Regions from separate parts of the Homo sapiens genome. Here region 2 is linked to region 1. The links are chromatin loops, found by intact Hi-C in ENCODE. Cell type or tissue: gastrocnemius medialis. All regions are shown on one strand. Region 1 holds the start of ZNF561 (zinc finger protein 561). Region 2 holds the start of ZNF426 (zinc finger protein 426).

Region 1 (2,500 bases):
GAAGATGTTTTGACCCTTCTCAGCATTCCACAAGTTACTTCCTCCTTCCTTTGTTCTCCTCTACCCTTGCCTCTTTTAAAAAGTTATAAGTTGCTAGCCAGAACGTGAGGTCCCATTCCAGCCAGTGGAAACTGGACACAGCAGTAGGTTGGAAGCATCAGGTTATAAATGACCCTATCTCCTTTGTTTGGTGTACTCTCGTGGCAAAACTGCTGGTGAGTATACCGTTTCTGCAGGAAGTAAAAATGGCCTTGCTGAGTAAATTAAATTTATGTTCAAGTGCTAATTTCTTTATGGCACCAGGGAACAAGCATTTTGAACATGTATATTTATATATTTTTTATATATTTATATATTTATATGTATTTATACATATATGTTTATATATATATATATAGAGAGAGAGAGAGAGAGAGAGACAGGGTCTTGCTACTTTGCCCAGGCTGGTCTCAAACTCTTGGACTTGTAGAAAATGAAATAAATACAGGTTCCTCTTCAAAGGGACTTTCCTCCCAGTCTGATTGAAATAAATAGTAATCCCTCTTAGAAGCCAAATTTTCTCAAAGACCTGTGGTAATATTGTTAAATTCTGCCAGCCGTAATAAAGAAATCAATAGACTCTGTTTTTAGCTCCCACATTTTAGCCTAGATATTTGCCCTGGCATGCCTGAACTGGTCCAAGCAACTATTAGGTCATGGCCTATTCCTTTCCCTATTTAGAAGTGTTTTTGCCTCTCTCAACAGTCCACAAGTTACTTCCTCTCTTCCTTTGTTCTCCTCTGCCATTGCCTCTTTTGGGAAGTTCTAAGTTGCTAGCCAATCCAGTGAAGTACAGGAAGGTGAGGTCCCGTTCCAGCCAATGGAAGCTGGACACAGCAGAAGGATGGACACTTCAAGTTTAAAAAAACCCTGTCTCCTTTGTTAATGTGTGCTCTGGTGGCAAGACTGCCAGCCAGTGGCACCCATTCTGCAGAAAGTAAAACTAGCCTTGCTGAGATCCTTTGTCTCAGTGTTGATTTTGTGACACCAAGCGAGCACCCATTCCCAGCAGACTCAAGCTATTTACCTACCTTAGCCTCCCAAAGTGCAGGAATTACAGGCGTGAGCCACTGCGCTCGCCCGATAAAAGCTTTGGAGGAGCATCCCCCGGGGATGCGTCCCATCCCTCATCCCCGCCCTTCCAGCCCGACCGGCCACCTGAACCACCGGCTAGGCCGGGTCCCTCCTCTAAATCACCCCCCGAGTACGAGCCCCTCCCCTCGCCCACAGTTCCGTCTGGAGGCCCGGTTCTAACCTCACCTTTTTCTCTGGACCTAGTTCTGCATCCCCCTCCCTGAGCCAACCCCAGGCCCTTTCTGCACCCACCCGAGAGGAAACTAGAATTTCTGTGTTCTACCCGGTCCTACGTGGCTGAAACTGGAGCCCACGAGCCTCGCCCGGCCAGAGTGTTGAAGCGGAAGTGACGTCAGCGCACCACCGCCATCTTTTCCGGCGCTGGCTCCTCTCCGTCAGTGCGGTTTCGCCTTTATGGTGGTGGAGTCTGCCCAGGCTGTGGTGAGTTCCACCTCCTTGGCGGTCCCGGGGATAGCAGGGGGCGGCAAAGGAATGATTGCGCGCTGTCGCCTAGGAGCCTCTCAGATCCGCTTCACTTCACTCGCTTCTCCAGGGACTATCAGTCCTCCCTGTGCGTCCAGTTCGGAGAGGCTGCGCGCTCTCTCGGCTCACTGCAACCTCTGCAACCTCTGCCTCCAGGGTCAAGCAGTTCTCCTGCCTCAGCCTTCCGAGTACCTGGGATTACAGGCAAGTGCCACCACGCCCGGCTACTTTTTCTATCTTTAGTAGAGATGGTTTTGCCATGTTGGCCAGGCTGGTCTTGAACTCCTGACCTTAGGTGATCTGTCTGCCTCGGTCCCCCAAAGTGCTGGGATTATAGGTGTGAGCCACTGCACCCGGCCGACTTTTGAAAATTTTAGATTTTGTTCTTAAGTCATCTTAGGTACGTAATGAAGTTATCAATAACACACGTGGCTGGTGACTACTGAATTGTTCTGTGCAGGTCTGCACTGTCTTCTGGTCATATGGCGGGGGGGTAACACCATATACAGGAGATCAGGCTCTAGGGACAAGTATCAGACCGACTACTAGGGTTGTTTGAGTGTAGGTTTTTTTCAGTATTAAATAGAAGTAATGGGCCAGGCATCGTGGCTTATGCTTATTATCCCAGCACTTTGGGAGGCCAAGTCAGGAGGATTGTTTGAGCCCAGGAGTTTGAGACTAGCCTAGGCAATCTGGTGAAAACTTGTCTCTACTAAAACTACAAAAAATTAGCCGGACCCAGTGGTGTGCACCTGTAGTCCCAGCTAGTTGGGGGGCTGAAGTGGGAGAATCACTTAAGGCCAGGAGTTCAAGACCAGCCTGGCCAATATGGCGAAACTGCGTCTCTACTAAAAATGCAAAAATTAGCCAGGCATGGTAGTGCATACCTGAAATCCCAGCTACT
Region 2 (2,500 bases), 83 kb after region 1:
AATAGGCTTTGTGTTAGCAACAAGGCTGTTTATTCACTTGGGTGCAAGTGGGCTGAGTCCGAGAAAGGGGTCAGCAAAGGGAGATAGGGGTGGGGCAGTTTTATAGGATTTGGGTAGGTAGTGGAAAGTTAAAGGTGGTTATCTTTTGCTGGCAGGGCCGGGGGTCACAAGGTGCTCGGTGGGGAACTCCTGAGACTCGTCCAGAAGAAGAATGTCACAAGGTCAAGAGATCAGTTGGGGTGGGGCAGCAACAAATCACAATGGTGGAACGTCATCAGTTAAGGCAGGAACTGGCTGTTTCACTTCTTTTGTGGTTCTTCAGTTGCTCCAGGCCATCTGGATGTATACGTGCAGGTGACAGGGTTTATGATGATTTAACTTGGGCTCAGAGGCCTGACAAGTAGTTCAAGACCAGCCTGGCCAGCATGGCAAAACCCTGCCTCTACTAAAAATACAAAAATTAGCAGGGTGTGGCAGCATGCACCTGTAATTCCAGCTACTTGGGAGGATGAGGCAGGAGAATCGCTTGAACCTGGGAGGTGGAGGTTGCAGTGAGCTGAGATGGCTCCACTGAACTCCAGCCTTGGTGACAGAGTGAGATTTTGTCTCAAAAAAAAAGAAAAGATGTTTTAAAGCAAGGCAGAAAACCTAGAAATTATTTTTAAAAACAATTCTTTTAGCTGCATAGAAAATGTTTTTTACATCAAATGTTGAAATAGTAACAGAGCAAAAGACGTAGTTACCTATTTTCTACATGCATAACACATTGGCTCCTTCCCCTATGGCCGCCCTGCTGCGGCCTCGCCCACAGGCCTGGCTATAACTTCAACCTTTTCCTCTGGGCCTGGACCCACATTCCTCCCCGCCCCCTGCCCGTAGCCCTGCCCACAGGCTTGGCTCTAACCTCGACCTTGCCTTCTGGACCCATTTCTGCCTGCAGCCCCCACGCTGAGCCCACCCCAAGGTCCTCCGCAGCCAAGCAGATGGAAAGTAGAATTTTTCTGCCTCGAGGAGGTATTACACGGCAGAAACCCTAGTCCCGAAACCCCGCCTGGCCCGAGGCGGAGAGCGTAAATGACGTCAGCGGTGCGCCGTTCCTTTTGTGACGCCGGCTGTGAGCGCCTGAGAGTCTTTTTGCCTTTCAGAGTTAAGGCCTCACTGGCCTGGGTGAGTTCCGAGGAGATGAACTGGTTTTGGGGTGAAGGACGGGTTTGGCCCGGACGTTAGAGAGGCCTGGCCCGCTCTGCTCGTGTCTGCTGGGCCCGCTAGCGTCCGCTCGGACCGTCGCTCCTCGGGAGGAGTCGGGTTTATAGTTACGGTGTCCGCAGGGTGTTTTCATCTGTGCGCCCCTCTCCAAAGGCCTCCAAAGCAGCGTTTGTGAATTTTTTTCCGGCAGGAAAATAATTGCTGCCTTTTGCATCCGCGTTGGCTCCGTCCCCAGGATCTTCCCGGTTCAGGGACCTGGCGATTTCTGAGTGTTCCGGTGAGCACTGGGTGAAAGTTGGTTCTAGGGGGCCTTTTCTGTCTTCTCTTATGCAAACGAATGTTTCATCTGTAAGTTTGGTTTCGTCTTATTGTGTTGTGTTTTATTTTTGACCATTACTTTCATGGCGAAAGATAAAGATGCTTTTTAGGTTTATAGGGTGTGCGTATTTGTGTATGTGAATATAAACGTTTGTAGACCGCAAGTCTTTCTGCTAAAGAATACTAAGAATAATAATTCATTATCTTCGAATGGAGTTCCTAGGCCTGTACATCCCAAGAGAGCTTCTTAATCAGACCTCCAGAGGGAAAGGATGAAGGCTTTATTATTCTAGTATCACAATAATCAAATTTACAATGAACAGGATGGTTGGATTAAGGAGTTTGAAACCAGCCTGGCTAAGATGGTGAAACCCCGTCTCTACTAAAAATAGAAAAAAAATTAGCCGAGCGTGGTGGTGGGGTCTTGGAATCTCAGCTATTTGGGAGACTAAGGCAGGAGAATCACTTGAACCCAGGAGGCGGACGTTGCAGTGAGCTGAGATCGTGCCACTGCACTCCAGCCTGGGAGACAGAGTGAGCCTCCGTCTCAAAAGAAAAAAAAGAGAAACGAAGGATGTGTGCATTTTAAGCTACATTGATTGTATATCAATGAAAAAAAAAAAAAGCTGGCTGGGTACAGTGGCTCACACCTGTGATCCCAGCACTTTGAGAGGCTGAGGCAGGAAGATCTCTTGAGCCCAGGAGTTTAAGACCAGCCTGGGCAACATAGCAAGACTCCATCTCTCCAAAAAAAAAAAAAAAAAAAGAGTTAAATATTCTATACAGATGCCACCAAACTGAATATTTGTGGGCCTAGTCAGCCCTAGGACCCCTAGTTTGAGACCCCTGGGAGTAGGTGTGATCTATACCAGGAGTCCAGAACTGTGGTTTTTGTGACTTTAGGGTTTTAGTCTTATTGGTAGAAGGAGGCCTATAGAGTTTTTGTGAATTTGGTTCATGGATAATGAACTGCGGA

Evidence for each region. A loop is a pair of places that touch in the nucleus more often than their neighbours do. Peaks named below come from ENCODE experiments on the same cell type or tissue, not always from the same donor. Only the 100,000 strongest peaks of a DNase experiment are listed, where the experiment ranks them.
Region 2: it touches region 1 in a loop (9-fold over the local background); 4 of 110 quality-filtered maps call a loop at or near these places.

What each region holds. Positions count from the first base shown.
Region 1 is chr19:9,620,216-9,622,715 of GRCh38, reverse strand. ZNF561 (zinc finger protein 561) reads left to right here and starts at 1,484. Exons shown (of 6, transcript NM_152289.3): 1 at 1,484-1,554. It overlaps ZNF561-AS1 (ZNF561 antisense RNA 1), which reads right to left and starts at 1,234. Exons shown (of 4, transcript NR_122038.1): 1 at 1,071-1,234. RefSeq lists enhancers at 1,155-1,574, 1,723-2,305. In gastrocnemius medialis, no CTCF peak of the experiment used is centred here; DNase peaks (open chromatin) are centred at 1,225 and 1,485; H3K4me3 peaks cover 1,990 bases; H3K27ac peaks cover 1,630 bases.
Region 2 is chr19:9,537,242-9,539,741 of GRCh38, reverse strand. It overlaps ZNF426 (zinc finger protein 426), which reads left to right and starts at 1,097. Exons shown (of 8, transcript NM_024106.3): 1 at 1,097-1,167; 2 at 1,397-1,483. ZNF426-DT (ZNF426 divergent transcript) reads right to left here and starts at 1,076. Exons shown (of 2, transcript NR_134921.1): 1 at 744-1,076; 2 at 12-336. RefSeq lists enhancers at 1-75, 730-799, 1,000-1,049, 1,056-1,791. In gastrocnemius medialis, no CTCF peak of the experiment used is centred here; a DNase peak (open chromatin) is centred at 1,081; H3K4me3 peaks cover 2,381 bases; H3K27ac peaks cover 1,504 bases.